Linked DNA regions of Homo sapiens: region 1 is linked to region 2. A link is an interaction called in ENCODE POLR2A ChIA-PET data of the cell type or tissue named here. Cell type or tissue: IMR-90. All regions are shown on one strand. Links, peaks and the distances in the headings refer to the core of each region. The heading gives the core; the rest is flanking DNA. Region 1 overlaps GNAQ (G protein subunit alpha q). Region 2 overlaps GNAQ (G protein subunit alpha q).

Region 1 (16,181 bases), core at 4,087-9,086, 250 kb after region 2:
TTGCTAATATTTTGTTGGGAATTTTATATCTGTGTTTATCAGAGATACTGGTCTGTAGCTTTCTCGGAATGACTTTGTCTGGTTTTGGTATTAAGTTAATGCTGGCCTCATAATGAGTTAGGAGGTATTCCCTCCTTCTGCTTCTATCTTCTTAAAGGAATTGTAGATAATTGCTAAGATTTCTTTCTTAAATCTTTGACAGAAGTGACAGTAACCCCTATATCTATAGCCAACTGATTTTTGACAAAGTTCCAAGAACATACATTGGGGAAAGGACAGTCTTTTCAATAAATGGTGTTGTGAAAAGCTAGATATCCACATGCAAAAGAATGAAACTAGACCCCCACGTCCCACCCTTTACGAAAATCAACGCAAAGTGGATCAAAGACCTAAATATAAGACACAAAACTGCTAGAGGAAAACATAGGGGAAACATCAGGACATAGGTCTGGGAAAAGATTTTTTGAATAAGATTTCAAAACCACAGGCAACAAAAGCAAAAATAAATGAGATTATATCAAACTGAAGAGTTTCTGTGCAGCAATGGAAACAACAGAGTAGAAAGAACCTACTGGATAGGAGAAAATATCCGTATTCATCCAACAGGGGGTTAATATATATCTAGAATATACAAGGAATTCAAACATCTCAACAGCAAAAAAAAAAAAAAAAATCCAATTAATACATGAGCAAATGATCTGAAGAGACATTTCTCAAAGGAAGACACACAGTCAACAAATACATGAAAAGGTACTCAACATTACTAATCATCAGGCAAATGCAAATTAAAACCACAATAAAGTATCATCTCACCCCACTTAGGAAGGCCATTATCAAAAAGACAAAAAATAGCAAATGCTGGTGAGGATGTGGAAAAAAAGGAACTTTTGTACACTATTGGTGAGAACGTAAACTAATATAGCTGCTGTGGAGAACAGTACAAAGGTTCCTCAAAAAACTACAAATAGAACCACAATATAGTCCAGTAGTCTCACTATAGGGCCTTTATCCAAAGCAAAGAGAAGTTATTATATCAGAGAGATCTGCACCCCCATGTTGACTGCAGCACTGTTCACAGTAGCCAATGTATCAGTCTAGGTGCCTATCAACAGATGAATAGATAAAGAAAATGTAGTATGTATGTACACAGTGGAGTACCGTCCAGCCATAAAAAAAAAAAAAATGAAATCCTATCATTTGCAGCAACATGGATAGAATTGGAGGATATTACATTAAGTGGAATAAGCCAGAAACAGAAAGTTAAACACTGCATATGCTTATATGTGAAAAAAAACTGTAGATCTCATAGAAGTAAAAAGTGGAACAGAGGGTACTAAAGGCTGAGAAGGGTATGGGGAGGGAGAGATTTGTTAAATGATACAAAATTACAGGTAAATAGGTGGAATAAGTTCTAATGTCCTGTAGCACTATTTTAATGTAGTTCACAATAAAATGTTATATATTTTGAAATACCTAGAAGGAGGATATTGCATGTTCCCAACACAAAGAAATGATATACATTTGAGATGATGGATATGCTGATTACTCTCATCTGATCACTATGCATTATACATATTGCTATATTACTATGTACCCATAAATATGTATGATTATTATGTGCCAATTTTAAAACATTGTTTTATAGAAAAAAAGAGATCACCAGTGATTCCATCTGGGCCTGTTTACTGTTCGGGAAGGTTAATTGTTGTTCCATTTCGGTTACTGAATATAGGCCTATTCAGATTGTCTGTTTTATTTTATAGGAGTTTTGGCAAATTGTGTTTCAAAGAATTGGTCTGTTTTATCTAGGTTGTCAAATTTTGGGCATAGAGTTTTTCTAGTGTTCCTTGATTGTCCTTTTAACGTCCGTGTGATCTATAGTGATCACTCTTTGATTTCTGATACTAGTAATTTGTGCCTTCTCTTTTTTTTTTTTTTTTTTTTTGTTTTGTTTTTTAGTTAACCTGGCTAAAGGCGTATTTGTTTTATTGATCTTTTCGAAGAATCAGCTTTGGTTTCATTTTCTTCTGTTGATTTCCTGTTTTCAATTTCATAGATTTCTGCTCTAAATTTTATTACTTATTTTCTTCTGCATACTTCGGATTTACTTTGCTCTTCTATTTCTAGTTTCCTGAGGTGGAAATTTAGATATCGATTTTAGATCTTTCTTCTTTTCTAATATTTGCATTTAATACTATAAATTTGTCTCTAAGCATGGATTTTGTTGTATTCCACAAATTTTGATAAGTTGTATTTTAATTTTTCGTTTAGTTCAAAACACTTCTTAACTTCTTTGACTACCCATGTGTTATGTAGAACTGTATTGTTTAATTTCCATGTATTTGGGGATTTCCCAGTTATCTTTTGGTTATTTGTTTCTAGTTTCATTTCATTGTGGTATGAAAACAGACGTTGTATGATTTTCATTCTTTTAAATTTGTTAAGGTGTCTTTTATGGCCCATAATGTGGTCTGTCTTGGTGACTGTTATGTGTGAGCTTGAGAAGAATGTGCATTCTGCTGTTGCTGGATAAAGTAATCAACAGCTGGCCATTATATCTAATTGATTGATGGCATTGTTGAATACAGCTATGTTCTTGATTTTCTGCATGCTGGATCTGTTCATTTCTGATAGATGGATGTTGAAGTTTCTAACTGTAATAGCGGGTTTATCTGTTTTCCTTCTATCAGTTTTTGCCTCATGTTTTGTGATGCTCTTTTGTTAGGGATATACACATTAAGGATTGTTAGAGTTTTTTGGAGAATTGACCCCGTTATCATTATGTAAGGCCTAATAACTTTCCTTACTTTGAAGCCTGCTTTGTCTGAAATTAATACAGCTACTTGGGTATAGCTACTTGTCTTTTCATTAGTGTTAGCATCATATATATTCATTCATTTGTTTTTTATTCTATTTATATCTTTATGTTAAAGTGGGTTTATTATAGACAATGTATGTGGTTGTGGTTTTTTTTATCCATTCTGGCCATCTCTGTCTTTTAATTGGTGTATGTAGACCGTTCACATTTAAAGTGTTTAGTGATATATTGCAATAATATCTACCATGATCATTATTGTTTTCTAGTTTGCCCTTGTTCTTTATTCCTATTTTTGTCTTCCACTCTCTTTCTGCCTCTTATGGTTTTAACTGACCATTTTATATTTCATTTTCTCTGCTGTCTTAGCATATTCGTTATACTTCTTTTATTTTAGTCGTTGCCCTTGAGTTTGCAATGTACATTTACAACTAACCCAGGTCCACACTCAAAGAATACTATACTGCTTCATGGGTAGCACAAGTACCTTGTAATAACAAAATACTTTTAATTCCTTCTTTCCATCCCTTGTATTACTGTCATTCATTTCCCTTATATAGAGGAATACGTGTGTGTGTGTGTGTGTGTGTGTGTGTAAACGTGTAAAACTATGTATATATAAAAACATACATAATTGAACACTTGCTATTAGAGCTGTTATCTGTTAGATCAAATAAGTAAGAAAAATAAAAGTTTTTATTTACCTTCACTTATTGATGGATACTTGAGTTGATTATACTTTTTGGCTATTACAAATAATGTTGCTGTGAACATTCATGTACAATTTTTTCTGTGAACATACAATTCAAATTATTCAAATGGTTTTCTCTTCTCTTGGGTGTATTCCTGGGAGTAGAATTCCTGGATCATTTGGTAGTTCTATGATTAACATTTTCAGGACATACCAAACTGTTCTTAATGTGGCTATACCATTTTACAGTCCTACCAGCAATGTGTTAGCGTTCCAGTTTCTCCTTATGCTAGCCAACACTTGTTATTGTTTTTCTTTTTTATTTTAGCCATCCTAGTGGTTATAAGATGGTATCTCATTGTGATTTTTATTTCCCTAAAGGCTAATGGGGTTTTCAGGTGTTTATTAGGCATTTGTATCTCTTCTTTGGAGAAATGTCTATTTAGATCCTCTGCCTATTTTTAATAGACTTGTGTTTTTATTGTTGAGTTGTCAGAGTCCTTTATATAAAGGAGACTAGACTTTTATCAGAAATATGATTTGCAAATACATTATATTCTGTAGGGATTTCACTTTCTTTATAGTGTCCTTTGAAGCACAAAGGCTTTTAATTTTGGTGAAGTTCAGGTTGTCTATTTTTTATTTGGTTCTTGTGCTTTAGGTGTTATATCTAAGAAACTTGCCTAATCCAGGGTGACAAAGATTTACACCTATGTTTTCTCCCAATAGTTTTGGTAGTTTCAGCTCTTACATTTTAGTATATTGTTCATTTTGAGTTGGTTTTTATACAGATGCTCTTGATTTACAATGGTATTACAGTTTCTAATGAATATATATTGCATTTGCACTATCATAATGTTGAAAAATCTTAAATTGAACCATTGTAAGTTAGGACCATCTTTATATGGTATAAGAAAAGGCCCAACTTTATTCTTTTGCATGTGGTTTTCCAGTTGTCCCAGAACCATTTACTATAAGACTGTTCTTTCCACATTGGATTGTCTTGGCCCCCATGTTGAAAACCAGGTGATCGTGAACATAAAGTTTTATTTCTGAATTCTCAGTTCTATTACACTGATGCACATGTCTTTTTTTAAGTCAATACCACACTGTCTTTTGTAGTAAGCTTTGAAATTAGAAAGTATGGGTCCTTCACCTATATTCTTCTTTAAGATTGTTTTGACTATTTGAGTCCTTTACATTTCCACATAAATTTTAAGATCAGCTTGTGAGTTTCTGCCAAAAAAAAAAAAAAAGGCACCTGGGATTTGATAGGGATGATGTTGACTATGTAGATCAGTTTGGGGAATACTGCCACCTGAACATGCGAGAAGATGTATATTCTGCTGTTGTTCAGTAGCATGTTCTATTGATATATGTTAGCTGTAGTTGGATTACAGTATTTTTCATTGTGTTTTTGTTTGTGGATATTCTGCCTTTTTGTTCTATACATTATTGAAAGTGAATCTTGAAGTCTCAAACTGTTGTTGAATTGTCTGTTTCTTCTTTCAGTTTTGTCAATTTTTGCTTCATGTGTTTTGGGGCTCTATTGTTCAGTGCACAAATTGTTATTGCACTATTATTGCACATAAGCATACAATTGTTATGCCTACTTGATTGACTTAACCTTTATTATATGTACTTATTTGTCTCTAGTAATAATTTTTACCCTGAAGTCTGTTTTGTCTGATATTAGTCTAGCTCTCTTTTGGTTACTGTTTGCATGGTACGTCATCTTCTGTCCTTTTTCTTTCAATGTGTCTTTTAATCTAAATTGTGTCTCTTGTAGCCAGCATGTAGTTTGGTCATTTTCTAATTCATTTTGCCTATCTCTGTCTATTGACTAACGTATTTAGTTCATTTACATTTAATATGTTACTTTTGGTTTTCACAGCTACTGTGGCTGAGAAGCTGTTGGTTTTCTAGGCTATTGCAGAGCTGGAAAAGGGAGATGGGAGGAACACAAGTTGCACAAAACAAGCTATTGTCACCTAGATTCAGCTGTTTTTCTTGAATAAATGTTATGTTGTTGCAAGCCTGTGGTTAATTTCCAGATATCTGAAAAAGTTGATATTGACAATTTTTGCCACTTTTGTGGAAAGATAGATTTTTAGAGGTCCTTATTCCACCATTCCATAAGTTTGTCTCTAAATTGAATTTTTTTCTTTTTCTTTTCTTTTATTTTTTATTTGTTTGATACAGAGTCGTGCTCTGTCACCCAGGTTGGAGTGCAGTGGCACATTCTCGGCTCACTGCAGGTTCCATCTGCTGGGTTCAAGTGATTCTTGTGCCTCAGCGCCCCAAGTATCTAAACTGAATTTTAAAAGTAAATCTCAGCATGCCATAATTACGGAAACACAATTGATGAGTGAAAGTGCCTTTTTACTTGCTAGAATGGCAAAGATAAAAAGAGAGATGAGGAGGCTGGGCGTGGTGGCTCATGCCTGTAATCCCAGCACTTTGGGAGGCCGAGGCAGGCTGATCACGTCAAGAGATCGAGACCATGGTGAAACCCCGTCTCTACTAAAAATACAAAAAAAAATTTAGCTGGGCGTGGTGGCGGGCGCCTATAGTCCCAGCTACTCGGGAGGCTGAGGCAGGAGAATGGCGTGAACCCGGGAGGCAGAGCTTGCAGTGAGCTGATATCACGCCACTGTACTCCAGCCTGGGTGATAGAGCGAGACTCTGTCTCAAAAAAAAAAAAAAAAAAGAGAGATGAGGAGAAGTGAACATTCTTAGATACTGTTAATAGGAGGATAAATTGGTACAATCTGCCAGTAGTATGACAATATATAAAATCTTTTGAGGTGTTTATACCCTTTGATCCAGTAATGCCACTGGTAGAAATGTTATTGCTAATTGTAGTTAGTAGGTTACATGTCCCAAAGACAACATTGCTCAAAGTTGTTAACAATGAAAATAATTAAATTATCCAATTGTAGGAAATCGATTAACAAATTCAGAGTACACCTAAAAAATAAAATACTATGCAGATGCTAAAAATGGTAATATAGATGTATAATTAATATTGGACAGAAAGTCGCTCATGATATATTGATGTAAATAATTTCAAAACAGCACGTACAGCATGCATCTGATTTTTAAAGACATATAATACAGATATTTATTATAGGTGCATACATATATGCCTGGAAGATTAATTCAGACTGTTAGCAGGGATTATTTCTGAATAGTTGGGGTAAAGGTCATTTTGTTTTTATGTTTTATTTATTTTACTTACCTGCATTTTTAAATTTTTACATGAACAATCCATTTTACATGGATTAAAGAAATAATGATTATCTTAAAAGATAAGAAATCTTAAAGATTAAAATCTAATAAAATAAAAGTAAGCTGAGCTGGGCATGGTGGCTCAAACCTGTAATGCCAGCACTTTTGGAGGCCAAGGCAGAAAGATGACTTCAGGCTAGGAGTTGGAGTCCAACCTGGACAACAGAGTGAGACCCTGTCTCTACAAAAAATATAAAGAAATTTGCTGGGCATGTGGTACACACCTGTAGTCTTAGCTACTAGGGAGGCCAAAGCCAGAGGGTCACTTGAGCCCAGGAGTTTGAGGCTGCAGTGAGCTATGATTGTGCCACTACACTCCAGCCTGGGTGACAGAGCAAGAACCTGTCTCTCTATTTTTTCTTTTCTTTTATTTTTTTAAAAGGCATTTTAGGCAGCTTTCTCTTTTTCTGATTGGTTTCAGAAAGATAAGATGCAGTTACAAGCAAATGGAGAAATTAAGTACAAATGTCTGGTCCGAGAAGCTTAGCAAACGTAGCAGTATTAGTTCTAACATCCATTTTCTGTCAATTTATTGAAAATATCTTCAAAACTGATACATCTTTTAGAAGTAATACAAATTAAAGAGTTCATTGAAATAAAGGAGATAGTTTTATGACACCAAGATTTATCTCCACACTTGTTCCTTCATCTTAGATGGAACAAATGCAGAGAGTGTAAAGCTTAAAATAACTATATGCTCTACAATGTAGATAATCAAATGAAAATGCTGTGGTCTCAAAGCCAGAGGAATGTGGACCACTTTGGTGGCCAAATTTAACCAGCTGAGGTCTTTCTTGAGTACCATCTGAGTCTTCCTTTTTAAAAAAAAAAAAGAAGAAGAAGAATTTGTCTTTTAGCAGGGAACCTACATTTTATAAAACTTTAAATCATTTGCTGTGGCTTTGTTATTCTATAATATCACTTTGGTTGGGACACCAAGCTCAATAATTAATAAAGGGTCTGGATTTCGTGAAATGTTCTTCAGAGAGCCTAGATTAAGATCCAGGGGCAGTATAATATATGTGCCATTCTTCAGGTCTTATTCTGCCTCAGTTAAATCTCCTACAGTAACATCTCTAACATGTTTTCACACGGGAACCTATGAAGAAAAGCAGCATATTTTTGAATTGCCAATGAATATAATGTGAATCGTCACTTTAAAATGGGAACAAGAAAAAAGTGTAGTGTCTTTTGTGGAACATTAGTCAACTGTGAGGTACAAATCCAAGGCAGTCCCTGAAGAGACAACAGGGAAATAGAATCAGACTATCTTGGATTAAATCACAGCTTCACTCATTTCAGGCTGGTTAATCTTGCACAAGTTAATATCACTGTGCCTCCCTCATAATGTGAAGAATGAGGATATCATTACTCTTAAAGCGCTGTGAGGATTATTAAAATAGATAACATACAAACTTCCTGGAACACACAGATGTTCAGTAAATTATAGTTCATACTATCAATTTTAAGGTACTGTTATTACTGTTGGTGCTAAGTTAGTGTTATAACTTTCATTTGGAAACATTATCATCTATGGCTAATTCTGTCTTAAGAGAACTCTTTGATTTGACATTTATGCCTCACAGCCAGAGTCATAAGCTTAATCATTATTTGTTAAATAAGATTAAAATATGGGGAAAAGTATTATTTGTGTAAGTGCTGAAAAATAAAGAAGCTTTGGTTTAAGAAAATTTCTTTTACAATAAGAGAATGAAAAGGTTTAACATGCCCAAAAAAAGGGACTGAAAACAATATTTTTAAGATACAGCTACTAATATTTATAACAAGCTTGTCCAACCCATAGCCTGTGGGCCTCACGTGGCCCAGGACGGCTTTGAATGCAGCCCAACACAAATTTGTAAACTTTCTTAAAACATGAGATTTTTTTTGGCGTGTTTCTGTGGTTTTTTTGTTTTTGTTTAGCTCATCAGCTATCTTTAGCATTAGCGTATTTTACATGTGGCCCAAGACAGTTCCTTCTCTTCCATTGTGGCCCAGGGAAGTCAAGAGATTGGACACCCTTGATCTATAACATATATTTGTTATCTGTTTACATGTTCTATTACAGTGTTTGTATTAGTCATGGCTTTGTTGTTGAAAAAAGACAAAAATTCTCACAGACTAGCTGACGTAACCAGGAAGAACCAGGGTGAAGATGCTTTATTAGTACCTTGAACCAGGAGTTTGGTTGGGAATCTCTTTCTCTCTTCTGATTTTTGTTTTGTTTCTCCTCAAACAGTCCTGAATTGTACCTGCTCAGCCTTGCAACCCAAGAGAAAAGGGAGTTTCTATTCCACTCCAAAATGGAAAATCCCACCGAAAGGGGATGTAGTACTAGGTTTGTCTCAGTGTAAATTAATATTGACCCCAGTGGTCAGAGGCAGAATGTATTCCAGGAAGATTGGGGGCAGGGAGCAGAGCACACTTGGTGGAGAAAAACAATGGCCAGGTACCAATCTTTTCCAACCTGGGAGTTTCCGCACAGCAGTGAATTGGGACCATTATTGGGCAGTGAATTCCATATGATGGGGTCATGAGCAGCATCTTTAAAAAAGTGAAATAAATACATTTAAATGAAATTGAATAGAAAATGTTAAAGGATATCACAGTCAGGTGAATTATTGTTTCATGAAACTTTCGTTTCCATTATATTTACATGTGTGTGGGTTGGGGGACTAGGTACAATATAAAACATAGTTGTTAATATGGGTCATAATTTTTAAAGTTTACAGGTCTACACCGTACAGTGCTCTTCAATTGTAAACTACTGTTGTCAATGGGAAGGTAATCTGCTTGCTACTAGGATCTTATTCTTCACTCCAGTCCAGGCATTGGGCGGAAGGGTGAATGCAGAGTGGCACACAGCAGCAGATGGGAATTAGCTGGCTCCTCAGCCTTCCAGGGTGGGTTTTTTTTTGTTGTTTTTGATTGGAGAGTCCAGGTGGGTGGTTGCTGTTTTTCCCCCTTTCTGTGACACAATTTAAGGTAAAGTAATTTTCAGAAACAACCATAGCCATAAATTCAGCTCAATTTGTATGTTTCAGTATGCAACATTTCTTCCACTAACAGGGCCAGCTTCACAGACATGCAACCTCATGCAGTTCCACAGGGCCCTGCACTTGGTTTAATACTCTTCTGTCTGTGGCCATCTTAAACAAGGACCCCACATTTTTATTTTGCACTGGGACCTGCAGATTCTGTAGCCAGTCCTGTCCACTAAACACTAAAATGAGAGATTGGTAGTCCAGAATCATTTTTTTCCCATACCCAGAGAGCTGCAGACATCCTTGTCTTCGCCTGTGCTCACAGAGCACGTGATACTTAACAGGAGGAATATATCTCTCATTTTCTGTTAAATTTAGTTTCACCTGATGCCTCTTAATTTTAATTCTCTTTTAGAAAATGACACTAAACGTGCTCTTCCTGATTAATTTGCAGCATGTTAATATATACTCTAATTAGCAGCTGATTTCCTGCCTCACTTCCCCAGTGGTACCAGGCTGATGTGCCCAATGAGGGCATTCAGAACTAATCATTGAATCCATGGCAGCCCAAACTTATAGTTTAATATATGCCCCACTTCTCCCATCCCCTTATGGCCCCCACATCCCTTAAATAGACTGTCAACTTACTAAAAGGAAAGAGATAGCATAGAATTTAAAAGAGCTTGCATTCAGGTTATGTGTTCATTAAACTGAGTTTCTAAAGTAGGTGTTAGTGATACCAGTGATTCCTCCTCTTCTCATCTTAGGGTTGCCCATTGAACTGGGATAATGGATAGACCCACTTAACCTCCAAAAACCGACTTACTAAAAACTATGTAAGAACTGGGTGAAATGTTTTATTTTTCATGATCTGAAAATATTTTTCAGAAAATGAAAAATGTTTTATTTTTTTCAGAAAATGAAAAATGTTTTATTTTTCATGATCTGAAAAATAAAAATCTTAAGCAGTGTTATCTTTGCTTTGTGATTAAATTTCCAAATCGCCTGGTGCTCATTAAGAATTCCTGTGGCACAGATACAAAACATATACAATCTTTTTGTTTTGTTTTAATTCAGCACTCACTAAAGTGACCAGAGGTCCATGATGTTCAATTTTCCTCCCACTGAATAGCAAGTTCTTGCCCGAGTTCTTGCTCTGGGACTGGTTAAGCCAAGAGGAAAAGCTTATAAAATGTTTGAGGTAATTTAGGGCAGTCCGAGCCATCTGACTAAATGATTCACAGGTTGGAATTTCAGATGCTAGTTCACATAGAAGTAGAGCTGCTTCCGAAGGGAAAGACAGTAACGAGAAAACACTAGTGGGAGGATCTTTTCCGACAAAGGCCTGTTGTTGACACTAATAATAAGCTCCCTGTGTTTTGTTGTTGTTTTTTATTCTGGCAGGCACTGGCCTCGAGTTTTCTGGTTTCAGCTAAGATTGTGTTTTTTGGGGTCTTGGGATGGGAAGTGAAGCCTTTACCTGTCTTTCCACAAATCCTGCAAGCACTGGGCACATTATAAACTAACCAGCATCTAATTGGATACAATTTCTGTTGATTATCAGACTGAATAAATGTTCATCATTACATGTTGTGTTCTTTCTCCTCTTATCCACAGAGAAAAAACCCTATAATTGTAAACCTAACTTTGTTGAATTATATACACATACATATAACCCTCGAAACCCTGAAATTCATTTAGAATTCTTAATATCCTAGACCATATGCTAAATTCTCAAACCTGAAATTTCTCAAGTTATACCAATCATTTCACTAATTATTCAGTACCATTCACTAGTGTGCATCATTATGAGGAAAAGCTGCTACTTGTTGTTATTTCATTACCCAAATACACAATCCCCACTAAGAGTTCTTGTCTTGGCCAGGCGCGGTGGCTCACGTCTGTAATCCCAGCACTTTGGGAGGCAGAGGCGGGCAGATCACGAGGTCAGGAGATCGAGACCATCCTGGCTAACACAGTGAAACCCTGTCTCTACTAAAAATACAAAAAGAATTAGCCAGACATTGTGGCGGGCGCGTGTAGTCGCAGCTACTTGGGAGGCTGAGGCAGGAGAATGGCATGAACCCAGGAGGCAGAGCTTGCAGTGAGCGGAGATCGCGCCACTGCACTCCAGCCTGGGTGACAGAGCGAGACTCCATCCCAAAAAAAAAAAAAAAAAAGAGTTCTTGTCTTTTTCTACTAAAGAAAAGGGTCATTCTTGTTGGAATTATTACAGTCTGCATTCGTTTTCTTTTCAACCGAGTAGCATAGTCTCAGTAGATAAGAAACACGTGCATTCTTACCTCACCTTCTTCCTGCCTGTGTTACAGAATTATGTGAATATTGAATGGAGTTTGCAGTTCCCATTTCCTTCCTCCAGCAGCTGTGCCCACCCTTTCAATAATGTTTGGCAGATTAGTTCTTCTTCCTTTTTTTTTTTTTTAAGGTAGTCTTGTGCTGTCACCCAGGCTGGAGTGCAGTGGCGCAATCTCTCAGCTCACTGCAACCTCCATTTCCCAGGTTCAAGTGATCCTCCCACCTCAGCCTCCCAAGTAGTTGGGATTACAGGCGCATGCCACCACCCCTGGCTAATATTTTTATGTTTTGGTAGAGATGGGGATTCACCATGTTGGCCAGGCTTGTCTCAAACTCCTGACCTCAAGTAATCCACCCATCTTAACCTCCCAAAGTGCTGGAATTACAGGCAGCAGTCACCGCACCAGGCCGATTTGTTTTTCTAACAGTTGTTTAGCTGTCTAACATGAGGTGCTACTTCAGTGGGGTTCAAGGAGCAAAGGTTTACCTTGCCCTCTGTCTTCCCAGGCAACACAGTTCCTCCTTTTTATTGGTGTCTGCATATCACTGGCAGAATTAAGGAATTCTCAGTGCTAGCCATCTCATTCTACTTTGTTATCAGAGTGAGTTTATTCAGAATTTACTACTCAGTCAGAAACTCCACTCAGAACATTTTGGAGTCATAAATAATGTTACAGGAGAAATCTTTATGATGCCAACACCAAGAGTGCCCTGGAACATCTTCAGTAGCCCAGTCTAAGACTACTGCTAACCGAGAGGTCTCTCCAAGCTTCAAAATCCACCAGGTTGCTTTAGGACTCCTGAGTGGTTTAGCAGTGTTGAAGTAGAACCTGTAGAAGAACTAGTTCTTAAACAAAAGTCCCAAGACAGATTTCTTCAGAAAACACCTCTCAAAATAAAGGGATGCTTCAACTGCTTTTCTGCTTGCCGTTAAAGTTAACCAGTCCATTGTCTTAGAGTGAAACTCAAGATGGTAGTGCATCTTGTGGCAAGAAGGGGAAAGCCTTTGAACCCATGCTTTCAAGTCCCAAGCTCAGTGTTTCTTCCACAGTATTTCACTTGAACATCAAGCTTAGGTGGAGACATTCCTGTCTCTGAGTTGAATATCACATGGCAGAAAATTCCAGGGCTAAATATTTATTGAGCATTTATCATGATCTAGGCACAGAAAGGGTCTTAATAAATCATCTAGTTCAGTCATCTTTTACAGTTGAGAGAATTGAGGCCCAAAGAGATTAGAGTATTTGGGGTTATTCAGAGTTAACTTCCCATTAGCAGTTTTAGCAAAAAGTGCATAGAATTCTTCTAAAAGGCAGTTTTGTGTGGTGGTTAAGAGCTCAGACTCTATAGCCAGACTGCGTGGATTCAAATCCCAGACCTGCCACTGTCTAGCTGTTTGACCTTGAGGCTCTCAGCGCCTTAGTTTTATCACCTGTCTTTGGGTTATTGTAAAGATTCAGTAACAATATATGTGAAATATTTAGCACAGTCCCTGACATATAGTAAATGCATGATTATTTTAATAATATAATGATTTCTAATCTAAAAGTCTAAATATAATTTCCTTTGATAATTTGCTACTTATTTGGGGCTCAGACCGTGAACACTAAAACCTCAAAACATTAAAACTCAATAAACTCCTTGTATTTGGAGAGTATATTAGGGTACTCTTGCAGAAGGGGCAGGTTGTAGGTGGGCACCATGACTTCAAGATTTACCTGTGTTAAGTGTCAGGATGGGCTGAGAGGACATAAAGGTGGGGGAGGATGTGCATATAAAATCCTACGAAGACAGACCAAATTGGGATCTAAATTATTCTTTAAGTAGTTTTATCACCTTTTAAGAGTTTTTTTACAAGAGGCTTTTCTTCAGGTATCAATAGTCTCATCCCATTTTATCGAATTGCACTAGGAGCTTCTTGTAGAAATCTAAAAAGTTACACTCATTGTTTGCACTTTCAAGTGCTTAGTCTTATACCCTGGCTTGTATTACTTGCTGATAATTTCAGTGTAGATCTGAGTGCCTTAGTGAGATTATAAGCTCCTTGACAAGAGTAGCTAGTGATGCATACTACCAGAGCAGCTGACTGCCCACCCACATGGTATGTTCAGAGCAGTGGTTCTCAGCAGAGTTAGGGGGAGGCTAATTTGTCCCCCCATCCTGCCCCTCAATGTGTGGAGACATTTGGGTTCTCACAATTAGGGGGTGCTACTGGCATCTAGTAGGAGAGGTCAGGGATGCTGCTGAACCTCTTGCGGCACACAGGACAGCCCCTCACAACACATAATCATCCAGCCCAAATGTCAGTAGTGTCGAGGTTGAAAAACCCTGCTTTGGGGGAACCTAGAGGGCCGCCATACCTTTCTCCCAACCCTTCCCCTTGCCAACTCATTGACATCAAGAATTATGAAGTTAGAGGTTCATTTATTTGGTTTATGACAGACCCTTTTAAAGTGCCAGTACACACTAAACGTTCCCTGACATTTATGTGTTAGGGTAATTTAGTTTGTCCAAAATCTCTTTCCAAATGTAGGTTTTATAGAGATTAAGAACATGAAGTCAGAGAGTATTTCAGAAGGGAAAAAAGCACTGGACAGGGCTTATTAAAACCTAAAGTTAATTAATTTCTGCTAAGGACAGCCATACCTTTCGTAACCCCCAGAGAGGTCCCACATAGCCACCTTGTTCAAAACAAGAGCAAAGGGCATTCACTCAGAACCAGTCTTTCCTTATAGACTGTCCTTCCCTTCTGGCAAAGGCAGCTCCAGTTGTCACTAGTTAAACACCCACACTTGGACTGCAGACTGTGGTAGCAAAAAACGGTGCATAACAGCAACCCAGGCATCTGAACACTATTGTCTGACATCCCCAGCCTCCCACCCTACACCCCCACCACACTCCTCCTGCCCCGGTGTTGAGCCCAGCCTGGAACACAGCAAACATCTTCACTTAAAATAAGCTCATTTCTCTTCTGGATCAAACTCAAAGAAAATCAGAGACACCCAGAAGTCTCATCAAATGAGCATTATTTTTTAGTCAAAAATCACAAGGGACAAAGGAGTTTATTTTCTTTCTCCTGGATTCTTAAAAGTACATATTCCCCATCTGAAAGTATTTCAGAAGTTATCAAGAACAATTCACTTTCTAATATGTACTTTACAAGCTAATTATTACATGTGAACTGTAAATCACTGAAAAATAACAAGGAAACGTTGAAACAGAATGTTGATGAAACAAAGAGCTTTTTCTAAAAACAGACTTCATTTTACACTTCACACTGATAAAAAATTTTTATTGTAAAATATACATATATAAAATTTACTATTTAATTTTTGTGTTAGATACAGTTCAGTGATACTAAAAACATTCACATTATTGTGCAGGTATCACTACATGGATCGTCAGAACTTTCATCTTCTCAAACTGAAACTCCATACCCATTACACAGTAATTCTGTCCATCCCCCACAACCACCATTCTATCTCTATGAATTTGACTACTCTGTGTACCTCATATAACTGGAATCATACAGTATTTGTTCTTTTTTTGACTGGCTTATTTTACTTAGCATAATGTCATCAAGATTTATTCATGTAGCATGCATGTGTCAAGATTTCATTCCTTTTCAGGGTTGAATAATATTCCATTGTATGTGTAAACCACATTTTGTTTATCCAGTCATCCACCAATGGACACTTGGGTTCCTTCCACCTTTTGGCTGTCGTGAATTGTGCTACTCAAATTCCTACTTTCCGTTCTGTTGGGTATACACCCAGAAGTGGAATTGCTGGAGCATATGGTGATTGTATTTTTTACTTTTTGATGAATTGCCATACTGTTTTTCATAGCAGCTGTATCTTTTTATGTTCCCACCAGCAGTGTACAAGAGTTCCAGTTTCTCTACATCCTTGCCAACACTTATTTCCTGTTTTTCTTTTAAAAATAGTTATTCTAATGAATGTGGTATCTCATCGTGGTTTGATTTTCCCTAATGATTAGTTTTGTCGAACGGCTTTTCATGTGTTCGTTGGCCGTTTATATAACTTCCTTGAAGAAATGTCTATTCATGTCCTTTGCCCATTTT
Region 2 (15,408 bases), core at 1-5,000:
TTGAGCTACTTCTAGTGGCTGAAAACAGGCAGTTGAATGTTTTCTGAGTTCTCAAGGTTGAGAAGAAAATAAAGAACAAAAGAAATAAGAGTGTTTTAAGTGTATAATTAAGGGGAAACGCACGTATTTTAGAGAGACTTGTTTTAAGAATTGTGTTTTTTTTTTATTTTATTGCCCTGTTGACAGTCTTTGTTTCTGTTTAATTGTGAACTGGGCAGTTGAGGTCTCTCCAGCCAACCCTATTTGCCTGAAAAGTGACAGCTCTGAGTTTCCCAGCAGCTAAGAGTTAAAGCCCAGGGAGTTTCTCAGTGGGCCTAGGTTTGAATGTCTAAGGGAAATACACTTACATGGATGCTTAATTCCATACTGTGTATTTAAATAACACTGTGCTTTTAAAAATGAACTTGGAGATAATTTTCTGAGAAAAAGTGTAAACCAATTTTACTGCTAAAGTGGTGGTAGTGTGGAGAACTTTTTTTTCCTCTTATTAGCGGAACATCATGCAAGAATTGCTACTGCTTCATGTTCTTGGTATATTGCTTTTGCAACATGAATACTACAATACTTACACTATTTCTGTAGTAATATACGCTAAATGTGGATTTGTGCGTGCGTGTATGTGTATGAGTGTGATTTCAGGAGTTTTTGAATCCAGGACGGTTGATTTCAACAAGGAAGATATTAGGGAGGGATTTCATTTGAGGAATTCCTGATTCGCTGCTTTGATGAGTACACTGAATGTTCTGGTTCCTTCTATCATTTAAACAAACCTATCTAGAGGAGATTATAAGATGTATCCATTCACAGTTTAAAGATCTACTAATATTTTTAACTAGTTTATGGAGGAATAAGTATTTTGAAATGAAAATCAATGTAAAATTGTTTTCAAAGTAAATTTTAGTTCAAGGCTTGATACCATTTTAATGGAAGAGGATTTGTTTGACAGGGATAAAAGTGGGTACCCTTGCATTTGCTCATGTAATTATTTACTTTTGTGTATTAATAATATGGAGACATTTAAAAAGACAATTAGTGGGTACCTGACTAGATGAAAGTATGGCAGTAAAATTTGGGCTATGTTGATTTATATTCGGCAACTATGCCAGTCTTCCAAATTTATTCCGTATGCTTATATATTATATATTTTTATTTTAACTTTAGAAACGTGAACCCTGAAATCTACCACTATAAGAATATTACATTAAATTTTGAATTATTTTCTTGTTGTCTTTTAACTTATTCATTCTTTGAATTCATTTATGTTAGTGTTTGACACTCAAAACTTACTCTTTGTATTCTATGTAGATATACAAGAGCATACTTCATTTTAACTTGGTTAATGTTTTTATATATTTTGTAGGTATAAAGCACATATTTTCTTTAATTGATTAATTTTCATGAATATTCACTAAATATTTCTGTTGGTGGTACATAGATAACCTCATTTAATATAATTTGTAAGTCTGTGTAATACAAGTGGCCTTGAGTGCCTGCTTCATGTTACATATAGTTATCCTGAAATTTTTTTCAGTTCCTAGAAGAAACATTTTTTTCCTGTTAACCTGTTCTTATTTTACACGTTTTTGAAGTCTTTTACTCTTTAGATCTTAATTATCAAATAGGAAGACTTAGTAAACCCCTTTAATTGATTGAATTATCGCTATTGAAACAGGCAAAGTTTAGGCCAGTCTTTTTTTTTTTTTTTTTGAGATGGAGTTTTGCTCTTGTTGCCCAAGCTGGAGTGCAATGGCGCGACCTCACTTCACTGCAACCTCCGCCTCCCAGGTACAAGCGATTCTCCTGTCTCAGCCTCCCAGGTAGCTTGGATTACAGGCATGCACCACCACGCCCGGCTATTTTTTTTGCATTTAGTAGAGCTGGGGTTTCAACATGTTAGTCAGGCTGGTCGCGACAGGCCAGTCTTAAATGGAAGACCTTAAATGGTCTTGGTCTTCTGAAATGAATTTTATATATGAGCACAGATTTTCTTCCTGTTGTACACTGCAAACATATGAGAGTAGAGGTTGTGTCTGTTTTGCTCACTATTAAATCCCAGCTTCAAGCACAGTATCTAACTCGTAGAATGCTCTCAATAAATATTGGCTGAGTAAATGAATTTATTTATTACCCTCCTGCTGGAAATTAGACCAGACAATAATGAATAAATGTATAGAAACATAGGAATATATAATGTTTTTATCTGTGGCAGATAAAATCAGGATCTTAAAAAAATTGTGTGTAACTCTTTGAGCCAACTGATTATAAATGCATTCCAGGATAGGAAGTGTTAATGTAAGATGTTGCATCACACATTGAACCAGTGTATTACAGTTCTGTACTGGATGTATTTGAGAATGGTAACAGTCATGCTTAAAGTATGAAAGTTTAAAGAAAAGAAAAACCATTCTATATTTTTATTACTTTTTATTGTGTAGAGGCTAGTTTAACCCTCTCATCTTTTTACCATACATTTTTCTCCATGGTACAGGGCTCAGTGAATTTTTAATACTCTGTAGAGCACAGGTGATGACTAAATGGGTGTTTGTGATTGACTTATACAATAACGTGAGGAAAACCACCATAATTAAATACAGAATTTCAGGAATTGCAGTTAGAACATTTTTAATATGAAGGATATGCATTTGTACTGAAAGCTATACAGTTTTAGACCAAGAAGGGGCTTGGAAGGCTGGAAGTGCTGTAGCCAATTTAAGCTGTATGGGAAGTTAATTTCTACACATCTGGAAAAGAGCACGCTTCCCACTGCTCCTCAGTAGGGTTCACTGGAGTGGGTATGTTGATTGCCTGAATTAACCTAGAGGTCAGTGCCATCTAGGATGGTGACTCAGAACCATTGAGTGAAAGCCTTGGTCTAAGTAACCTCAATAACAGCAGCTCCCTAAAAATAGCAAAATATGGTGTTTATGAGACTGCTTTAAGGACCAACAGGTTTTATTTTTTGCTACTCTTTTAGCTTCCAAGTGTTGAATATGTTTCTGAATGTCAGGATTTATTTGGATACAGTTCCCTTTTTTGTTGTTGTTGAAACAAAGTACTTATAGTTTATATCAGAAGAACAAAGTGGGAACATCCCTCATAAAAATCAAAACTGTGGCTCTGACTGTATAACAAAGCCTTCGGAATAAGTTTTTTGCATTGAACTACGTAGATTCATCGTCTGGATCTCCATATAATGTCCCATCCTTACCCCTATATGCTATTTCTTCATATGGCAAATCTGACACAAATTAAAACCCTGCTGAACAGTGAAAATATTGCAGGTTTATCTATTCACATATTCTAAAGTAAGTTTAGAAAGGAGAACCAGAAGACTAATTTAGTAGCCATTTTAATATAAATAAATTTGATAGAATCTTTTTCATTAAAAAAGAAAACCATCTCAGCTCTACTTTAGGAGAAATGGCTTATGTTCAGTTTTCAGAAGTGCCTATTAAAAACAGTTACGATTTTTATTACCCATGAATTTTTTAGGACCTGAAACAGCCTTTGCAGTTGTGAGGCTGCGTGCTATGCTAAACTTAGCAGAAAAAAGGAACAGATTTTTCTTTATGATCCAGGCACACTTACACTTGAAAAGAAATTAACAAGATTCTCTAAGGAAGGTTTTGATTCCAGCATTCATATTAATTTTTCTTTAAGGGGAGTTATTCTACTAATATTCTGTTAATATTAGTAGAAATGTTGATTGGATGTTGTAGAGGGAAAATAGGGAGCTCAAAGGGTACATCTTGGAAGAGACAGAAGCCATTTTATAAGGAGGTTAGGATTGCTTTCTCCCTCAGAAGGTGGAGGGAATCTGTTTCCTCTGTATTGGGTTGAGGAAAATACAAGTTTGTGAAGCAACAAATTTTAAAGTCAAATTTCCTGGTTGGAACGGGAGGCAGTCACATTTTTCAAAGGAAAACTTTTGTAATGCCTTTTAAGTTATGTTAAGATCTCTGCAGACTTAATCCTAGTGAAGTGTGAAATAGCAATAGAAGGTAAAATGTGCGATTGTTGGTAATTAAATCTGTGGCAATAACTGACTACAGTAAACCGTGAACGTTTACTCTTGTTCTGCCGAATGGAGTAACATTAAAGAAAGAGCTGCTCTCAGACCCAAACACTATTTTGTGTGAATAGCTGTTACTGATAAAATTATAGGAAGTTGTTCAACAATCACCTTTGATTTGTTACATTACCGATATGTAAAAAATAAAATTATAGGAAGTTGTTCAACAATCACCTTTGATTTGTTACATTACCGATATGTAAAAATCTGTCTGATTTCTCATCTAACATGTAGTAAAAGGACCTAGGCATACTGATGAAATGAGTTAACACATCCTAGGTGGTCATGAATTTGGGCTTTAAAAACAAAAATAAATGTCCATGTTGCAGTGCCGAGAATCCCAAATTGGATTAACTATACAGCTCTGTTGTTAACCTTTATACATAGCCATAATCAGTGCAGAATATTTTGTTAAAAGCCTTTATGGTTAATTTTAAAGAACAAAATTAGTATTACTTAAAAATCAAATTATGAAGATATCTCAAATCCATTTTTTCAACATATACTTGTCAGTTATTAAAAAATATTTCCTCTAATTTTTTTTTTTAACCAGGCATAACTTAAGAAGGAACAGTTTCATGCAGAATGCTAGTCAAATGAACAAATATGAGCACCTACTATGTGCCAAATAATGTGCTGTGTGAGATGCTCCTTATGTCTTATTTGCCGACAGGAAAGACTAAGCACTTTGCATAGTTCTTGTATTGTAGCTGATGTCCTCGTACTGACATGCCCTTCTGACTTTATCCTTCCTGGCTTTGGCTTTTCTATTGGGTTTTCATACACAGAAAGAGACAAAATAATCTGAAGGCCATTGTAGGAGCTTCCTGGGGATCACAGGACTGGGGAATGCGGATGATTTTACCTTGTGTTTCTAAGTGGATTGGAAGCTCCGTGAAGGCAAAGATCCTTGCTCTTGTATCTTTATCGCAATTCCTGATGATTCTATTATCAGTAACTAGGGATGTGTGTGGAAAGCTGGATTCCAAAAAGAATGGAGGGTAATCGGAAGAAGTGAATTTAAATTCCCTGCTTTCTTCTAATAGGCATCATCCATATGTCCTCCATTTTCCACTCCTCTTTGCTGTTTTGTGGGCCACCGGGCGCACAGTGAAAGGAATTCCGTTTTAAAGATGGAACAGTTTTTGCCTTCTTGCCTTCCTCTCATTTGTTCTCTTGGGACAATGTTTCGGTTGAACATTCTCATATTGTTTCCAGTTAAAAGCCAATAGCAATTGATCCAGCTGTTCCAATGGAAAGCTGTTACACACACAAGTTCTTTGAAATCTGACAATCTGTGCACCTTTATTACAGGATTAATCATGGATTGTGAACAATATGTCTGCTTTAGAAATAAAATAGTTGTTTTCAAGTAATGGATTGTGGTGCAGTTGGGAACGAAAATGTTACTAATGCCATTATAGTGTGTGTGTGTGTATATACACACATATACAATATGTGTGTGTTTATACACACATAATTGACCCACAAATTAAAGAAAAAGAGATCTAGCCAGACTTTTTGGCTCTGTTACCGGAAGCGAACAGTGATGTTTAGACACATAGTTACATATATTTCTAGGAGATAGCCTCATTTTTTTTCCCTTTGGAAAACTAAAATCATGAATTAATTGTGCTTTCCAAGAATTTTTTTTTTAATCAGCATCACTTGCTAAAAAATAGAAATAGAATTTTTTTGTTTCTTTTTTATGTTGAAAAATTTTTTTCATTTTTATTGTTTCTTTCCTACATTTTCTTTTACTGTAGGGGCAACAGGGTGATTGGTGAGATCTTCTACCACCATGTATTTACTGGTAACTGCAGGCATCTAGTTGCTTCTAAAGAGGAATGCTTCTGTGATTTACCCAGTCCCTTTTCAGTCTACCAGTGATTTCTGTAGCCCCCCTACCCATCCCTTTCATGTGAATACCACCCACCCATTTAATTCCTCATCACATCTTTCTTAAACAGATGCTAAAGAGGTTCCTCAGATTCTCTGACTTGCACATTTGCATACGATTTAGAGAACTTCCAAGTTGGTGCTTCTGTGAGACATCATGTGGCTGTGAGCTGGTGAGAGGGGAAGTTGGGTGCTTTAATACATTCAAAGGAAGGAATTTGTGAGTGTGTGTTTAGGCAATGATTAACTTTCTTTTGCAATACTTACTCTGGTCCGTAAAGCAAAAATAAATTGTTACTGAACACAATGTAAAATCCTCCTTCCTTTTCCAGAGGGCAGGGACTTGAGATTGGTTCATGATTACCAGCAGAGAGTTAGTGAGCCAGTGCTGGATAATCTATCACGGACCAGTGGGTTTCAGAATCGGATGCAGTGCGTATGCTGGAAGGGGAGAAGGTGCTGTAGGCATGTGTAGGCATCTTCCTCACTTAATGATTTGAAAACCCTCTTCTCAGTGACTTGCAAGCCTTAACATCTTTTTCTGATTGTATTTCCATACAGATAGTTAAGGGTGATGGCAATAGCAGTGGCCTTTACTTTTGTTATACCCAATCAGCCTGAGTACATTTTTGTGGTGGGTTTGTTTTGGTATTTTCTTGCCATGTGAATTGATATTTAGGACCTGCGCTTTGCAGAGCTCCTTCATTATAGTATGCGTTCTTTCTGCAGATGGCAAATGCAATTTTCCTCTTGTCCTAGAGAGATGACCCATTTCCTGTGACTTGTTCTAATAATACAAGATGACTTTAATTTTTGTTCAGTTTGCCTTTAAAAGATTGCCAGGTTTAACTCTCTTGTCTCTGTAACTCTTGTGATATATTTTTGAGCATTGGTAAGACATGTAATAATTTAAAAACAATGGCAGACTAATTTTGTGAAAGTTTTTTATTTTTTATTTTTGGCTAAATAAGCACCTTTTATGGCTGTGCATTTTGGATTCGTTACATATATCTTTTCTAAAATCTGTGACTGAAAGTGGGGTGAAGTATTCCTGCCCTGCTTACTGAATCTTTTTTTCCCACATAACTAACCTCAGGGTATTTTGATCATTTGCTTTTTCTATAAAAACCTGTAGAATGAGGAGATTGCAGCAGATGATCTCTAAGGACCATTTGAACTTTGAATTTTTTTCTCCTTCCCCTTTGCAGCTTTGGCGTCTCGGCCACTTTCTGCCCAAACTCACCCCTGGATGAAGGGTCTAAGCTTGCTGCTGTCTCCAGCAGTGATGGGCTCTACTAGGAGGCATTGCCAGGTCTGGTGGGCTCCTTCGGGTTGGCCTGGCTCTTCTCTTTGACCTCTGTAATAACTCTGAGTGCCCTGCAGTGGGGAGCACTTTGAGGGGGGCCTGTGAATGAAGCCTTAGCAAGTCTGTCCAGAGCTCCCCTGGTGCCGCCTGGCATGCTGCTGATAGTTTGCAATGTCTTCACAAGAAATGGTATCAGAAACCTCCTGTCATATCAGCATGGGTCTCTTGCTTCCTGCAGGAAGGGCGATATCCTGGGAGGCACAGAGGTGGAGCCCGAGAGACGCAGTGTTCCAGCGCTGCTCGGCTCAGGACTGGGTCTTTTCTTCCGTATCCTCAAGCAGCTTCCTTTGACTTACTACTTCTTTTTGTTTGTTTTTTCTTCATTGGGCTTTAAGCGTTGCTTCTCTTTAGTGTATGTGTGACTGAAGCCAAACACAACATTGCTTTCCCTTTGCCTGCAAATAATCTTGTTGCCCAAGCCCATCTCTGCCATTTTCAGTGACAGCTGGCTGGCCAATGAGCCTGAGCACTGGGAATGCCCAGCAGGGCACATCTAGGGGGCTGCTTTATATTTGGAGCTAGCAGGTCTCTTTTCTAGGGCTTTCCAGGAAAGATTTAGAATTAAACATTGGATGGATTTTGTGTGTTCATTTCTTTTTCCATCACTGTGCCTTTATTTTCTTGGGGCTTTCATTAAAAGCAGAAAAACAGATAATGGTAGAAACATCTATAGCATGCATACAAAGAAGTAAAAGATTTTTATAATTTTTTGCCTTAAAATATATCTAATGCTGTGGCCTCTGAGCCATTCTCAGTTGGTATGACCATGATCAGAGAAACCTTAAGAAATCAGCTTTGCCAGGTGTGGTGGTTCACGCGTGTAATCCCAGCACTTTGGGAAGCCAAGGCAGGCAGATTGCTTGAGCCCAAGAGTTCGAGACCAGCCTGGGCAACATGGTGAGACCTGGTCTCTACCAAAAATACAAAAATTAGCTGGGCGTGGGTGCCCATGCCTGTGGTCCCAGTTACTTAGGAGCCTGGGTGGTCAGGGCTGCAGTGAGTTGTGATCGTGCCACTGCACTCCAGCTTAGGTAACAGAGTGAGACCTTGTCTCAAAAAAAAAAAAAAAAAAAAAAGCAGCTTCCTGTGTTCCTCGTTTGCATTCTGGACAAAGACTCTGTGGCCAAAGAAAGAGCAGCTGGACTCTCATGCTAGTTCTGGAGAAATGTAAGAAAAGCTTAATTCCACTGGAGGTGCCAGGCAGGCAGTTGGCATTCCTAGGCCCACTTTACTCCTGGCCCAGGGCCTTCTCCTCATCAACTTATCAGCGTTGGGCTTCCTTACCTTGACCTCACATTTGCAGTTGAATGAGTGCCAGGGAAAAGAACAGACATAGGGTAAAGTAGAGTAATAGGGAGTCCCGTGGGGCTTGGAAGGGCAGAGGGTGTTGTTGCCAATAGGGGTAGCGCCATTGTGTCTTTGCTGGGCTCTGGAGAGAAGGAGAGAAGAGCAAAGGAGAGGTGCCTGATGCCTTGGATTGATGTTCTCAATCAGGAAGAGCCAGACCAATGCTGCCTCTTCTGGCCGCCTCCACCATCCTACCACGTGTTTTCATCCTCATTGTCACATCCACTGTGCCCTTCCTCACCCAGATGGTGGGTTGGGAGATGAGCAAGTAAGTGTAGACGCCTTGGTGGAATGGGAGTAGTTTGTGTTGCATGTACTCATTCCTGTCCTTTTGTTCCCAGAGGTGGTTAAATAGGTGAGCATAGAACTCTCATGAAGCTGTGTCCCGAGAAAAACCCTTGACAGAGTATAAAGAAAATTTGCAACATGTTTCCTCCATGTTTTTTTTTCTGTCAGCTGTTTCAGGTGATAGAAATGCATCTATTACTGTTTTGAGAACTCTGCTAATCCTGTGATGTGTTATGAGATGTCTCTTGAGACATCCTTGCTCAGGAAATCTGCTTTTGCTTGGCTTGCATCTCCTATAGTAAAATGGCTCTCAGTTTCCCACGGCAATAAATAAATAAGCAATAGCATGAGATATTCTTGCCAGGTAGATTCATGCAAAGTGGAGGCATGTAATGTAGAAATAACACCTTTTAGCTGAGAAAAGGCACCTATCAATTGGATGTATTCTCTTGTGTCTTTTTCATGTTCTGGGCCATTACATCCAAGCCTAAGAGCAGACTTTTTCCCTAGGATTTTTAAAGGTTCCTAAAGTCTCTTTTCTTTCTTTTTTTTTTTTTTTTTTTGAGATGGAGTCTCACTCTGTCACCCAGGCTGGAGTGCAGTGGCGCAATCTCAGCTCACTGCACCCTCTGCCTCCCAGGTTCAAGTGATTCTCCTTCCTCAGCCTCCCAAGTAGCTGGGATTACAGGCGCCTGCCACCATGCCTGGCTAATTTTTTGTGTTTTCAGTAGAGACGGGGTTTCACCATGTTGGTCAGGCTCCTCTCAAACTCCTGACCTCAGGTGATCCACCCATCTTGGCCTCCCAAAGTGTTGGGATTATAGGCTTGAGCCACCGCACCTGGCCTAAAGGTTCCTAAAGTCTCTAATTATGACCGACATTCAAAATGAAGCTGCATATGTTTTGGTTAATTTGAATAATTTTTAATAATTTGAGAGAAAAACTCAGTAGTGCAGAAACAAAAGGTACTTGAAATGAACCTTTATATTTTTATTTATCAATTACATTCTAATGGTCCAAGAATTAATGAATTGGCAAGCACTATCTCCTATTGGAGTCAAGTTTGGCTCTGACATGGAGTCTGGAGGTGGAAGGTTCTTGCTGTCTTTCAGAGCTAACGAATGGGTGTCCTCTGAACATTCTACCTTCTCCTGTTTTGCCATGGGTTACCATCTAAGATGTTATCCAGATCACGTTAGAAACGATTACAAATTTTGGGCACATACCACTTCTTGTAGTAATGAGTCCCATGCATTTTCTCATCTTATATGGGAGAAAATACCTGTATATTGCTTTATCATTTTCAGAGAAACAGTTTGTGTTTCCTTATCCAATACATCTTGGTAAAGAGTGGCATTTTAATGGAGGAAATTACAGGACTTCATCAATATTTCTTTAGGGAAATCCTGATTCAAAGTATATTTTCATGAAAATCACTAGCTCTGTCCTTTGAGAAACGTATTTTTTGTAGGGCTTTCTACTCTAGGCCATGCTTGTTATGAGAACAGATTCTTCTGCAGCGGGTGGGAGGATGTTTCTAAACCCCTGGAGTCTACCTATGAATTGCTACTCAAATTACAGTGTATCCATCTCAGAATTAATGTGTTGTGCATGCCTAGTCCTTACTTGTGGGTTGACACAATGATTTCTATTAAAAATATTCTTTATGTTTTATACTATAATGTATCCTTAAGCAGTATGCTGTGGCCTGAATTTACCTTGTCTTTTATTCTCTTTTTGGAATGAAATAAGAGCACTTGAGATACTGTCATTTGGTGGTTTGGTTGTTTGTAAAATAGTAAAAAAAAAAGTTTGGTAAGGAGAAAAGCTATTGTGCTTAATAGACAGTCCAAGTTTGAGTCGAGAAGAAATGTTTATTTTCTTCCACTTAATGTTCTGACATTCTTAAGAAATACATTATGTTGTTTTCATGCTAGTCTTTGAAAGAATGACAACCCACATTCTGTTATTTAATTACATTATTTTTTATAGCCTGTTTTTCAGTGATTTTGAAATTTTACAAATAATGCAAGTTTTTTGCACAAAATTTAATAAAACTTTTTAAAATATTCATAAATTTATCAAAAATATACCAGTCTAAACTAAGAACCATGCTCTTTTTGCACATTCCTTTATAGTCTGTTTTATTTTTATGTTTTTTACATAGATGTGATCATACTGTACAACTTAACATTAGGTTGTAAGCATTTTTTATGTGGCTATGTAGACTTCATATTAACATTTGAAAAGACTGTATAAGATTCTTTTGAGAGGATGTATATTGTTTACTTGTTTACTCTTTTTTTTTTGTACATTTAGGTTTCTCCCAATGATTTCATTTTAAAAATAATGCTGTGATGAAGTTCTTGGTGGAGATAGCTTTTTAAAACATGCACACACATAATTTTGTTAGAATAGATTCATGGAAATGTTATTTCTAGGTCTGAGGATATGAAAAATTTTACAACCTTGGTTATACACACCCAAAACATATTCTGAAACGATTGTATACAGTTTCCAGCATCATGAACAATATTATTAGAATATCAGTAAGTTAGGAGGCAAAAATGGTACATAATTCTAAACTTTGCATTGATCATTAGTGAGAATGATCATTTCCCCATGTTTGTTTCTAGTTGAATTGCTTCTTTTGTGAATTGTTTCTTCATTTCCTTTGCCTATTTTTGAACTCCAAACCTACAAATGAAATTAGCCTTTTGTCATTTTTATTGCCAAAAACTTAACCCCAGTCTGTTGTTTTCCTTTTGTTTTGTATTATTTGATACAGAAGTTTTTAATTACTATCAAGCCAAAACTGTTGATCTTTTGCTATTCTGTTTTAAAATAAAAATCATGATCTGCTTTAGATATTCCATGAAAGCTAGATTTACTGCCATTGTTATGGACAAAACTAGATTGAATGTAGTGTGTTATACATCTCTGATGTATGGTTCTTTTTCTTTCAAAATGAAGGTGAAATGTACATACAAGTTTCAGTGTCACAGATGACACAGCATAAGCTGTTCTATGTGTAATTGGATTTTTTTCATTCAGTAATATGTAGGATGTCTTGCCATGTTAATATAAATCTTTTGGAACATATTTATGGCTGTTTAGTGTTTCCTCCGTGCATTTTGAATCATACAGTGCTGTGATGCAGCTAGTTTGTACCTGCTCACGAAAGCCAGTTTTGATCATTTTTTTGTCTCAACTTTACATTTAGTGACCGAACTTTGGTAGCTTGAAATCAGACATGTTGCTAGGGTTTACACCACAGAAATTGGCAGATACAGATTAGGTCTTACTCCCATCTCTGGAAGAACTAATTGTTAAATATCAGCACAGTACCATTTATACCTGATACCTTTTAATGAATATTTACTTTGATTCTATTAAGAAAATGTTATAATCAGTGCTACAGTGAACATTGTTGGGTATTTTTGCACGCTGTATGATTCTTTTCATGCACATTTTTTAGAGTTTGATTATCAGCCGTTTTGGTCCATAACATAACATAACATAACATAACGTAACGTAACACAACACATAACAGTTTTAGCTGTCCTTGGATTATGTCTATTTAATGGGTTAAAAAAAAGACATGTCTTTGTTGTGTTTATTTGCATTTTATTGAATCAGTATTCATTTTACAGTTTTTATTTTCTAAACTGCTTACAAAATATACTAACAAAATTACAAAACATGCCTACAAAAATAATTAACAGATGCCTGAACTTATCATTTGAATTAGATTTTCTATCACTTTTAGCTTTCACTTTATTTCTGTATTTCTTTTTTTTTTTTTGAGACAGAGTCTTGCTCTGTCGCCCAGGCCGGAGTGCAGTGGCGTGATCTTGGCTCACTGCAACCTCCGCCTCCCGGGTTCAATCAGTTCTCCTGCCTCAGCCCTCCCGAGTAGCTGGGACTACAGTAGCTGGGACGCCTGGCTAATTTTTTGTATTTTTAGTAGAGACAGGGCTTCACTGTGTTAGCCAGGATGGTCTCGATCTCCTGGCCTCGTGATCCGCCCACCTTGGCCTCCCAAAGTGCTGGGATTACAGGTGTGGGCCACTGTGCCTGGCCTAATTTATATATTTCTAAAACTTTGATGGTTTTCTTTATGGAAAGATGGAGTGCCCTAGGACAAATGTCTCCAAGGGGGAAAAGAACAGAACTGATAAGATTAAATGATAGGTTTGGCTATATGCAGAATTGTTCTGAAGCGCAACAGTTTTAAATGGTGATGAAGTCCAGTTTATCTATAAGAATTGCTTCTGCTTTTTGGTCTCATATGGAAGAAACCATTGGAAAAATCCAAGGTCACAAAAATTTACGTCTCTTTTCTACTAAGAGTTTTGTAGTTTTAGGTCTTACACTTTGAGTTGATTTTTGTATGTGGTGTGATGTGGGGTTTCAACATAATCCTTTGCGTGTGAATATCCAGTTGTCCCAGCACCATTTGTTGAAAAAAACGTATTCTTTTCTCATTGAGTTGTCTTGACATTCTTGTTAATTTTTCTTATCTTTATTACTTTTTTCTTGGAATTTTTCTAAGTTTATTTTTTACTTTTTCTTGAATCAGAATTCTTAGATTATTTTAAAAAATATTTTCTCAATTTGAATTAGTAGTGTTTAAGGCTTTGCATTTTATTACATGTCCCTATGTAGCATTCTTATCCTTTTACAGATATTCTAAAATTACAATTTTTATTTTTGTTTTTGAACCAAGATTGTTTAATATAGTTTAAATTTTTCAAGTGGTTGTAGTTTTTTTTCAACCTTAGTTATTTATTCTGAGGTCATTTTGATAGAATGTGGTCTGTACTGTTTCTACTTTTTGGAATTTATTGTAGTCTAATATATATAGTCAATTTTTGTTTTATGGGTACATAAAATGCATATGTGTGTTTGTCTTAAAACCATAAATATATGTGTATTATTTAATTTTATGACTGATATTTGCTGCTAATCTGCTTCCTTATATTGTGTGTGAATCTGCCAAGTACTGAGAATTTTGCAGAAGTCTTCCATGACTCTGGTGTTTGTGGCAATTTCTCCTATTCCAGAAATTTTGCTCTATGTAAGTACAGTTATGTGTTGCTTAACAATGGGGATACCTTCTGAGAAATTTGTGGCCAGATGATGTTGTTATTGTGTGAGCCTTGTAGAGTGTACTTACACAAATCTAGATTGTATAGCCTACAACACACATATAGGCTATGTGGTAAAGCCTATTGTTCCCAGGCTGCAAACCTGTAAAGCATGTTATTGTACTGAACGCTGCGGGCTTTTGTAGCACAGTGGTAAGTATTTGTGTATCCAAACATATCTTAACATAGAAAAGGTTCAGTAATAAAAGATAAAATATGATACACATAGAGCGCACTTACCATAAATGGAGCTTGCAGGCTGGAAATTGCTCTGGGTGTCAGTGAGTGGTGAGTGAATGTGAGGGTCTAGGACATGACTGTACACTTTTGTACAACTGGCAGCTTGGTAGGTTTGTTACACAAGTATTACCACAAACATGTGACTAATGTGTTGCATTATGATAACTACGATGTCAGTAGGCGATAGGAATTTTTCAGCTCCATTATAATCTTGTGGGACCACAGTTATTTACGTGGTCTGTTGTTGACTGAAACATTGTTAATGTGGTGTAGGACTGTACTCTTTTATGAGGTACCTAAAAAACGTCGATGAGAATTAAAATTTTGTCATTACCGCATTACCTTTTATGTAAGTTAATGCTATTATATCTTGAACTCAGCATCGTTATTAATATTGTTCTGTTGTTTACATTTACTTGATGTATGTCTCTCATTTATTTTCAACTATTCTTTGTTTTAGCTACCCTCACAAGTTTGTTTTGTTTTGTTTTGAGACGGAGTTTGGCTCTGTCACCCAGGCTGGAGTGCAGTGGCGCTATCTCGGCTCACAGCAACCTCTGCTTCCCGGGTTCAAGCAATTCTCCTGCCTCAGCCTCCTAAGTAGCTGGGATTATAGGCATGCACCACCACACCCAGCTAATTTTTGTATTTTTAGTAGGGGGGTTTCACCATGTTGGTCGGGCTGGTCTCGTGATCTGCCCGTCTAGGCCTGCCAAAATGTTGGGATTACAGGAGTGAGCCACCACGCCTGGCCTAAAGTTTTTGTTTTTTTAAACCTCAGCCTGAGTGAATCTTTTCTTAAAATAGTTGAGTTTGTTCTTGTTACACTTGATGTATGATGAATAATGTTAGGGTGTATTGGCGTCTGATTTCTGTTTTCTGATTCTTTCTTGATTTCTTGCAGCTACCCCTATTCCTCCTCCATTATTTCCTTTTCTCTTTCTCACTCCTTTGGAATTTGTATTGGGTTTGTTGTGCTTTCCACACTGATAATTTGAAAGGTATGTACTCTGCTTTTAATTTTACTGTTGGTAGCCTATATAACT

What was found. Peaks named below come from ENCODE experiments on the same cell type or tissue, not always from the same donor. Only the 100,000 strongest peaks of a DNase experiment are listed, where the experiment ranks them.
Region 1: POLR2A ChIA-PET joins it to region 2 with 5 read pairs; 4 of 35 experiments call an interaction of 5 or more read pairs at or near these places.

The regions. Positions count from the first base shown.
Region 1 is chr9:77,765,445-77,781,625 of GRCh38, reverse strand. All of the region lies in intron 5 of GNAQ (G protein subunit alpha q), which reads left to right. Among named protein-coding and RNA genes, the nearest start is that of GNA14, 130 kb to the right of the region's middle. In IMR-90, for the core only: no CTCF peak of the experiment used is centred there; no DNase peak of the experiment used is centred there.
Region 2 is chr9:78,014,051-78,029,458 of GRCh38, reverse strand. The region is part of intron 1 of GNAQ (G protein subunit alpha q); the gene reads left to right. Among named protein-coding and RNA genes, the nearest start is that of GNAQ, 10 kb to the left of the region's middle. In IMR-90, for the core only: no CTCF peak of the experiment used is centred there; a DNase peak (open chromatin) is centred at 2,338; H3K27ac peaks cover 628 bases.